Linked DNA regions of Homo sapiens: all the other regions are linked to region 1. The links are chromatin contacts, found by Hi-C or POLR2A ChIA-PET in ENCODE. All regions are on one chromosome and are shown on one strand. The core of a region is the stretch at or near the end of the contact, and the rest is flanking DNA. Distances in the headings are between cores, read along the strand shown.

What was found. A loop is a pair of places that touch in the nucleus more often than their neighbours do. ChIA-PET counts read pairs that join two places held with the same protein, here RNA polymerase II (POLR2A). Pooled maps may share reads with other maps.
Region 2: a pooled map shows a loop between it and region 1 (12-fold over the local background). The contact joins the promoter of MPRIP here to the promoter of PRPSAP2 in region 1. A Hi-C loop is called at or near these places in 6 of 50 pooled maps.
Region 3: a map of naive thymus-derived CD4-positive, alpha-beta T cell shows a loop between it and region 1 (9-fold over the local background). The contact joins the promoter of PEMT here to the promoter of PRPSAP2 in region 1. A Hi-C loop is called at or near these places in 1 of 168 maps with a recorded cell type or tissue (naive thymus-derived CD4-positive, alpha-beta T cell) and 6 of 50 pooled maps. POLR2A ChIA-PET finds 5 or more read pairs at or near these places in 1 of 52 experiments (HEK293T).

The regions. Positions count from the first base shown.
Region 1 is chr17:18,856,318-18,859,569 of GRCh38, reverse strand. PRPSAP2 (phosphoribosyl pyrophosphate synthetase associated protein 2) reads right to left here and starts at 1,439. Exons shown (of 12, transcript NM_002767.4): 1 at 1,309-1,439. RefSeq lists a silencer at 982-1,341 and enhancers at 1,088-1,660, 3,088-3,252.
Region 2 is chr17:17,041,207-17,044,458 of GRCh38, reverse strand. MPRIP (myosin phosphatase Rho interacting protein) reads right to left here and starts at 2,002. Exons shown (of 24, transcript NM_001364716.4): 1 at 1,488-2,002. The coding sequence starts at 1,610. LOC124903938 (a long non-coding RNA gene) reads left to right here and starts at 2,134. Exons shown (of 3, transcript XR_007065644.1): 1 at 2,134-2,188; 2 at 2,551-2,678. RefSeq lists silencers at 10-304, 1,978-2,437 and an enhancer at 116-1,315.
Region 3 is chr17:17,590,087-17,593,338 of GRCh38, reverse strand. PEMT (phosphatidylethanolamine N-methyltransferase) reads left to right here and starts at 1,631. Exons shown (of 7, transcript NM_148172.3): 1 at 1,631-1,808. The coding sequence starts at 1,713. RefSeq lists enhancers at 1,490-1,879, 1,445-2,186.

The DNA of each region.
Region 1 (3,252 bases), core at 190-2,689:
GTGTTCACAATGCTTATGACAACCCAGTGAAGCAAGCACTAGAATGAGACCCATTTTAGACAGGGAAGCTAGGTTTCCAGATGAAGAAACTTACTCAAGGCTGCAAAGCCTCTAAGCAGCAAAAATAGCTCGGTCTCAGCATGATTTGTAGTAGTTAGTCCTATGCAACAGTGGGCTGCACAGCCTGTCTCTCAACCCACACAGAAAACGACTTGGCACCCCGCTGAATTCTGCATACAGAGAGCAAAATAGGACAAATACCCAGATTTTGAAAAATGTCTATTGTAAACATGCCTTGTTTGGAAAACAATTTATATAATAGTGCCAAAGAAAGAAAACAGAAGTTTGATTCGGTATTTCCACTTCGGGTAATTATCCCAAGGAAATAAGGAAAAAGCTATATGCTCAGTGATGGTGGTCAACATAAGACTTTTCAAAGAACAAGTACACCAGACCTGTGTAAAGGTTCCATAATAAAGTAATTAAGTAAAACACAGAATAGAAATTCAATAAATATTCAACACGACGCAAAAGTATCTATGAATGACTTTAAGTGGAACGAGCTCAAATCACAACTGAGTAATAATGGTACACACGAGGGCAGCAGGAAAGGAATATGGACAAAAAGGATATGCTTTAGTGGGGTTCAATAATGTGGGTGAATTATTTCTATTTGTGCAATTAAATTTTTTAAACACTAGAGATCACACCTCAAGCCCCAAAGCCCCATTCCGCATTTTCATACTCCTTTCAAAAGCTAAACACCCAAACGGAGCCAACATTAACATAAGAGAAAAATTATTATCATCAAGCAGAATACTTAAAAATTTCATCACGGTTCCCCCTCAATCTCTGCTGGGGTGAGTTCTGAGTTGGATAAAATCATCCTTTAGGAGGTGAGAGATATATTCGTAACTAGCAAAGCCAGGTAAATTAAAATCAGGGGCTCCGTGTCAGCTTAGGGACGGAGAATGGCTGGGTCTGGGCTTGCTTTCAGGGCTGCTCACCACAGGTCCCATCATCAGGGTTCGACTCCCCAGCGGCGCCTCAGGGAGAGGAGAGAGCCCAGGCACCGGACGCCCGTCCCCCGCCCCCGCCGACCCCTGGCGGGAGAGGAAGAAGGGAGGGAAAAATGGAAGGGCCGCGGGCGCGAGATCGCCCCAGTGAGCCCCCAAGCAGCCACCACCCAGGGACCCCGACCCGTCCGCCTGCCGGCGCCGCGGGCTCCCCGCCCCTTGCACCTGCGCCCCGCAATGCCGGAGCCAGCCAGCCCTCGCTGCCGCTCGCCACTGGCTCCCGCCCGCCTACCTGGCCCCGACCCCAGCCCCGGCCCCGCCGCAGCCTCAGCTGCAGAAGGAAGAAAGCGCCGGGTCTCCTGGCGGCCTCTCTAGGAGCAAAATGGCGACTCCATGCACAAGATTGGCGTCCGCGGTGACTGCGAGGCCGGTGGGCGGGGAGGGGCGAGGGCGGGACTAGAGCCCGGACAGCGGAGGCACCTAGCTGGGGGCTGTGGGCGTGGCCCACCAGTGGGTAAGGCGCGGGGCAGTGGGTGTAGCCACAGGGGTGGAGTCGGGCTGGCACGATGGGCGGGGCGGTGGGCGGGGATGCGCCTGTTTTGGTCCCTGGGGAGCTGCTAGCCCCACACCAACTGTGACAGCCCAGGCAGGTTACAAGGAATGAATGTGGACAGAGTATGACATTTGGAATTACAAATACCTGGGTTCAAGCCTCCACTGGCCTGTAACCTTGGACAAGTCATTTCAACCCTCTGAGCTTGTTTCCTCATCTGAAAAACAAAGATAGCAGCACCCATTCCATAAGACTGTTGTGAGGATTAAATGAGACAATACGGCCAGACGCGGTGGTTCACGCCTGTAATTCCAGCACTTTGCGAGGCTGAGGCGGGCGGATCACGAGGTCAGGAGTTCGAGACCAGCCTGACCAACATGGTGAAACCCCCATCTCTACTAAAAATACAAAAAAAAAAAATTAGCCAGGCGTGGTGGTGCGCGCCTGTAATCCCAGCTACTCAGGAGGCTGAGGCAGGAGAATCGCTTGAACCCGGGAGGCAGAGGTTGCAGTGAGCCGAGATCGCGCCACTGCTCTCCAGCCTGGGTGACAGAGCAAGAGTCCATCTCAAAAACAAAACAAAACAAAACAAAACTGTGCTAAAAGCACAGTTCTGGGTGTATAATAAATGATCAGTTTTTTGTTCGTTTGTTAGTTTTTTGTTTTGAGACGGAGTTTCGCTCTGTTGTCCAGGCTAGAGTGCATCGGCGCGATCTCAGCTCACTGCAAACTTCGTCTCCCGGGTTCAAGCGATTCTCCTGTCTCAGCCTCCCGAGTAGCTGGGATTACAGGTGTGCGCCACCACGCCCGACTAATTTTTTGTATTTTTAGTAGAGACAGGGTTTCACCATGTTGGCCAGGCTGTTCTCAAACTCCTGACCTCAAGTGATCCGCCCGCCTCCGCCTCCTAAAGTCCTGGGGTTACAGGCGTGAGCCATCGCGCCCAGCCATTATCAGTTATTATCGTTATTTGCCTTGTCGCCTTTTTTTCTTTTATTATAAAGGAATTAGTACTTTTGGTATCCATTGCCTAAGTTCTTTATAACTTAGGTAATGTTTACTCTTTATTGTATGTATAACATAATAATAGCAAACACATGGTCCTCTTTTAAGTGCTTTACATATATTAACGGTAACTTATTTAATCCTCACAAGAGCATAAGGTAGGTGTTGTTATCCTCTCCATTTTAATAGTTGTGGGAACTGAGACGACGACGTTAAATAACTTTTCCAATGACAAAGCAGTGGACAGAATTTCGACCCAGGAGGCTTTGCACCAGTCTTCACTTACCTAATCCCTATACCACATCTTCTCTCCAATTCTGCTTTGGATTTTTCACAATAATGAGGCATGAAATATTCATCAGAGGTTGCAGAGCTAGCTAGAGTCTTTATGGTTCAACGTCTTATTTTAGAAACGAAGAATACAAGCATCTCAACTAACGAATTGTAAATTAGGTGAGACTTCGTGAAATGGAGTCGTTTGAAACATTTCCTTTGCCTGACAACTTTACAGGGACATACCTCTTTGTAAAGAGCAAGACCCATGAGCCCAGTGATTATCTGCATACCAAAATTGATTCCTCTTCAGCGGTACCTCGGCTGGGCTCACGTCCCTTCTGCGCTGGCATCTAACTCCGGTCACAACCCCCACCTCTCTGCTGTGGCTGGCGTAGATTCCAC
Region 2 (3,252 bases), core at 753-3,252, 1.8 Mb after region 1:
AATTTACAGATAAGGAAATTAAAAGATACAGAAGTAAAGGGATTTGTTCAAGGTCACACAGCTGGAAGTGACAGCCAAGACCTGAAGCAAAGTCTCCTAACAACTCCTCATCGCATAAACTGTTTCATCCAAAAAAGCATCCAGATGAGAAGAAGGAATCAAGTTCTCCTTTACACTCCAAAACACCCTCCGAGGTAAATGAGTTCTATCCGTCCCAAGCTGACCGTCCTTAAAACCCTTGGTATCTTAACCATCTATGACTTTGCAGCCTTGAGTGTTTCGTTAAGCTTTTGGGGTTTAGATGAAAGGAATCTTTTCCTGGCAGTTGGAAACCTGACCTCAGAGAAAGGCCCCGTGCCCCAGGCCGTAACCCCTGCCCCACCACCCTACTCCAGTCGGCCATGTAAACAAGTCAAACCCTGGGTGCACTGAAGTGGCATTAAAAACAACCAGGCCCGTTCACTCGTTTTCAGTCTAAGGGGTTCTTCTGCGACAGGAGTGGCTACAACTAGGTCACACTGGACTGGAATGTGAAGGGACTTCCCCTGGCTTCATTCAGGAGGCTGAGAGAAAGCTCTGAAGAGGATGGAGATGATGGCCGTGGGGAGGGTACCGAGGCACATCCCAAGGAGGTGCACACAAGGCTCGGAATCCTGGAACACTAGGAGTTCAAACAGCAATCACTGCAGGGGTTCCCAAGGGCCATGGGGGCTGCAGCCAAGCCTCTTGGAGCCTTTCATCAATACAAATTCCCCATCTCCCCAGTCACTCCAGGGCGGGGGCCCCAGAACTCTGTGTTTAATGGCTATGACTCTAATGCACGTTTGGGAGTCATAACTAGTTCAAAGCCCTGTTTGACAGTTAAGGCTGGGAGACAGAAATCAACTTTCCCGAGGACCCACAGGTCTCCTCACCCCTCGGCCAGTGACCAGGGAACTGGTCCCAGCTCCCCGCTAAACTACGGCCTGCCAAACTAAGTTCAAGAACAAGACCCTCCTCGCCAGATTTGGACACCCCTTCACCTCTCTCCAGTGCTTGACAGTGACGATGATTCAGAATCGGGGCAGGCTGCGTCCCACTAGACGGAAGCCCACAGTCCTCCCCAACAATCCGACCCCTGGGCCACTCTGGCTGGACAAATCCAAGTCCAGTCCCAAGCCAGAATCTCAGGGGGGTCCCGTCAAGCGGCATGCAATCCCTAAGCGCTTTGTTCCTACTAAGCGAAACCAGGCACTTTTGAGTCACCCAAAAAGCATGAATCACACAGCCGGGCAATGGGAACGGGAAAGGATGTTATTTTTCGGCATACTCGAGGATTTTCCCTTTGTCCCAGCTCTGTCAATGCACTTCCCGTCCCCGTCCCCATGCCCCAGGACTCGCGCATTTCCCTGCTCCATTTTTATTTTCCCTGCAGCCCTTGGCGGCGCCCCGGCCGCCGACCCGCGGCTCCCAGAACGGAGGTGTCCGGGCCGGCCCCAGTCGCTCACCTGCGTCAGGTCCTCGTCGTTGAGCAGATGCGACTCGCGGGGCTTGAAGCAGTTCTGACACTTGCTCTTGTTGAAGATGTTGGCCTGGAATTTCCTGCACGGGTTCTCCTTGGCTGCCGACATGGTCGGCGCGGCGGCGACGGCGGCGGCGGCGGCGGCGCAGGCCTGGCCGGCCTGGCGCTCCCGGCGGGCTAGGGGCTCAGCGCGGCCGCGCCGCATCCCTCGCCGGCCCCGCCGCAGGCCCGGCCCGGCCTCCTTCCCGGCGGGCGGTTCGCTGCACGCGCCGAGGCTCCTGAGCCGCCCGGGCCTCACAGCGCGCGCGACGCCCAGCTCCCGCCCGCACCGCCGCCGCCCGGCCGCCGCGGGCCCATGGACGCGGCCTCGGGCCCGCTGCTTCCCGCTGCGGCCCGCCTCTCAGGCTCCGGTCGCCGCCGTCCCGGCTCGTCCGCGCCGCCGCAGCTGCCCTCGGCGCCCCGCGGCCGCTGCAAATGGGACCGGAGCGCCTCACGCACTACGGGGGCGGGCGGGCGGGCGGGCGGGCGGGCGGCCGGGCGCGGGGAGGTGCCGGGGCGTACGGGGCGGGGCCGCGCCCGACGCGATCGGCAGCCCCACCGGCCAATGGGGTTGGCGCGCTCTCGCTAACAAAGGAACCTCTGGGCCAATGGCAGTCGGGGGCGGGACCGAGGGCCGCCGAGCGCAAGGTAAGTTGTGCAGGCCGGGAAGGTGGGGGCGCCGGCATGGGACGTTCAGGTTTGGTGGACTGGCGCCGAGGCCGGCCGGGCTGACAGCTGCAGGGCCCGGGCGGGGGATGCGGGGGAAGGCGGAGCCGACCTCAGGCTGCCTCTCTGCAACCCCCTCGCTCCCAGGCTCGCCTTCCCGCGCCCACGCTGTACACCCAACGGAGGCATCTTCCCCAAGCCCAGCTCGGAGAGGATTAGTTTAGCACCTACTGTGTACCAGGCCCCCTCGTAGGAGTCAGTTAGCGTCGGGAAGGGCTGGATACTCCAAGGGCTCGCTCATTAAAGGTTCGCAACCTCTCCTTTCTCATCCCCATTTTACATAGGAGGAGACTGAGGAGCAGAGAAGTAACAGCGGGTAGTATTTCAAGGGATGACTAAGAGAAGATGTCAGCGGACTTGAAGAGCTGTCAGCTCCATTAGGGGAGATGAGCGAAGGCTGACTCTCTGCCAGGTGCTGAGCTAGGCATTCTTTCCCCCATGATGTGCTTGAGGAAATGAAGGGTCAGACACCTGGAGTAATTTGTGTAGGATCACTCTGCTAGGAAGGGGCCGAGCTGTCACTCCCGTCCTCCATTGTCCAGCCTCCTGGCCAAAAGACAACCTGGAAAAGGCTGTCAAAGGCTCAGGCAGAAGGTTGCAGGAGCCCAGAGAGGGGAGAAATGCGCTCTTTAGAAAAATTCGGGTGGCTTCAAGGAGGAGGGGAAGTTTAAGTGGACAGTGAGAGGGTTGAGTGTGGCTGGAAGTGGAGATAGGGGAAGAAGGAGCAAGAGGGATTGGAAGAGGGCTCTATCACCCAGGCCTTGTATTCCAAGCCCAGGCGTGCACATGTCATCCCACTGGCAGCTGGGAGTCATGGTGAGTCTTTAAACAGGGGGGTGAGCTAACCCAGCCTTCACGGAGGAGGTGACATTGGAGCATGTGGTAGTGGCAGCCACAGCAGCTGTCGCTCAGGGAATGGAGGAGGTTTTAGGAGGAGAAGTAGCAAATGCTTCCAGAGCTGTGTACTTTTCCACGGATCATCTGGT
Region 3 (3,252 bases), core at 382-2,881, 1.3 Mb after region 1:
AATGCCTACTGAGCACTTCCCACAGGCCAGTTCCTGGGTGATGAGTTTTACCAACATGTATTTCCCTTTTACTTTTGAGGAAAATGAAGGTGGGCTCAGTCACAGAGATAGTGCATGCTCCAAAGCCAGTGTCTTTCCTGTCTCCTCGGTTGGCCTGCCCCATCCTAGCGATGTTGTGAAGATTGGGACTACCTCTAAAGCAGCACACAGTGGCTGCTCAGTAAATGCTCAACACTGGTAGGTGCTGTGGGCCAAGGTGGAGAGAAACGGGCCATCTGGAGCAGGAAGCAGCTGACTGCAGAAGTCCTGTCTGGGCCCCCAGCAGTCTGGGTGACTGAGCAAATCTTGGAACCTCTCAGTCTATTTCCCCATATTACATAACACCTGGCTACAAAAGGGCTTTTTTCTTTTTTGAGAGGGAGTCTCGCTCTGTCGCGCAGGCTGGCATGCAATGGCACCATCTCCGCTCACTGCAACCTCCACCTCCTGGGTTCAAGCGATTCTCCTGCCTCAGCCTCCTGAGTAGCTGGGATTACAGGTGCGCGCACCACACCCGGCTATTTTTTGTATTTTTAATAGAGACGGGGTTTCACCGTGTTAGTCACGCTGGTCTCGAACTGCCGACCTCTGGTGATCCGCCCACCTCGGCCTCCCAAAGTGCTGGGATTACAGGCATGAGCCACCACACCCGGCCTACAAAAGGGGTTCTTCTGGGACCCGATCGTCTAAACTCTTCTCCATTTGACCCCCTCCATCACTACTCCACAGCTCACCGGTCTTTTCTCTGTTCCTTAGGTGCCCGTCCTGTCTCCAGGCCTTTGTACATACCATTCGTCTTGCCTTGTTTGCCCTGCCCTCACACTTGGCACATCTGGCACCTCCCCTGCACATTCTAAGACAGCATCCTTCCGTACCATTTGACCCACCCCGTTTTTTCCACCACAGTACTCATCCATATTATAACCCTTTATTCACATTTTGTCTTTTATCTCAGTCAGGAGGAAGCGAGGGCGGGGGACTCTGTGTTGTTCCCTACCGTACCCTCAGCGCACAGTCTGGTTCAGAAAATACTCGAGAGTGAATGAGAGAATGAATGAAGGAAAAAATGAGTGGAGGAGGGGTCTTTGGCCGAGCTAAAGAGCCTGGGCGCCGCGGGGGCGGGAAGCTCTAGGCAGTGCTCGTCGCGCACCGCCCCCAGAGTAAAGCGAATTTCAGAAGAGGGCGTGGGGCCCTGGGCGTGTGGGGCCCTGGGCGTGTGTGACCCGGGCCAAGTCCAAGTCCGCAGGAGGCTGCGCGGGAAGCTGCTTATAGCTACGACCCGCGGCCCCCGGCCTCTAGCCCCACCGCCGCCAGGCAAGGGCAGGGACGCCAGGTCAGTTACAGGCTCGGGTGCGGCAGCCGGCGACCAAAGGCACTGGGCGGGAGGCCGGATCCAAGGGGATACTGCTACGTAGCTGCAGCGGAACCGGCAGGCTCTGCGGCGAAACACACTGGGACTTGTAGTTCTCGGCTCCTCTAGACGCTGTCGCGAGCCCCCAGATAAAGAGGCACTTCGCGGTGACGGGGAACTACATTTCCCAGAAGGCCGGAATATGTTGGGGGTCACCGGGAAAGCGCCCCGACTGGCGGCACTTACCCGGCTCTATAGGTCCGGTTCCGGGGGCGCGTGGCTGCAGCGGGGCCCGCGTGGTGCCTCCTGAGGCGGCCCCCGGATGAAGAGATCTGGGAACCCGGGAGCCGAGGTAACGAACAGCTCGGTGGCAGGGCCTGACTGCTGCGGAGGCCTCGGCAATATTGATTTTAGACAGGTACTGACCGCACCGGACCGCCGCGGAAACTGGGAGAGGGATCTGCAAGGCCCGAGGGGCGTGAAGGCTTGCGGCGCCTCAAACGCTGCGGGGCGGGGCCGCCAGTTCCCAGGCAATGGGGGCGTGGCGTGGCGGGGGTGGGGGAGCCGCGTGCGGGAGCGCCGGCTGGTGTCTGTGTGTGTGCGTGTGCGCGCGCGTGTAAACCTCAGATTGCGTGTGTCAGAGACGGGGGCGTTCCTGAGCTCGTCTGATTGTGTGCCTGTGTGTGGCCCTGAGATTGTGTGAGACTCAGAGGTTGTCCGTGTTAGTCTTTGGGATTGTGTCTCACTGAAATTATGTGATGCTCTGAGAGTGTGCCGGAGAGTGAGTGTGAGTGTGTATGACCGAGGCTGTGTGTGACTGAGCGTGGGCGAGGGTGAAGGAGGCCGATTATATGTTTGGGAGTGTGTTGTGTGGCCCCTGCTCCCGTCCATCCCCCAGGGTCAGGAGGCCAGCTTTTGCCCAGAGGCAAGAGAGTGGTGGGGACCCTGCCTGTCTCCCAGCCGGCCCTGGGCAGGCTGCAGACCACCACCCAGCCGTTTCGGGGCCATAATGGGTGCGACCGGCCCCAGAAGCTGGGGGCCTGGCTTGCCTGCTGAGGCTGCCCTCTGCAGAGTCCTAGGCCAGAGAGTGCCTGTCCTGGCATCTCCCCAGGCTCCCAATTCCAATGGATTCCAATTTCCAACCTCTCTTGCATTCTCCCTTCTATCAAAGCTTCCTCTTAGATGCTCCATTTACCTTTTTCATCACCCACTCTTCATGAAGCCTGTAAGGCACATCTCTGCCCCAAGCAGCTTCTAATCCAGTTCTTTCGCTCCCTTCATTCCTTACTCACATGTGCATTTATTCACTCACTGATCCAGCCAGTATTGATTCAGGGCCGGCTGAGGGCCTCGTGTCACTCAGAAGTTTAAGGGCACTTCTGTCACTGAGCTTTCATTCTAGGGAGGGAGATTGTAGGCCTGGAAAGCCAGAGAGTTCTCTGAAGGAGCTAATACCAGTTAGTGTTTTGAAGAGTAGCTGATGGGAAGGCGGGATTGAAATCCCAAGAGAGCCTGTTGCCGTATCTGCGAGGGAGGGACCTGGGATCTGAGAGCCGAAAGGTCAGTCAGTGGGGCAAGATTCCCCAGAGGAGGGAGGCAGTTGCGAAGCCCTCCAGGAGGCACAGGAGGAGATGGGCCGCTGGCCCTGAGGGAGCGCAGGACCGTTGGCCAGATGGGTGCTCAGCAGAGGACAGGAAGAAGACTATTACTTTAGTAAACTGTCCATTGAATTACAACATGCAGTCAGATGAGTGATGGGTCCTACCCCTACAGCTCCTGCATTTTCACCAGGTGAACCTGTATCTGTTAATCCTCAGATCAAGATGGGGGGTCATGATCACCTCCAGGGGCTGCCCTCAGAA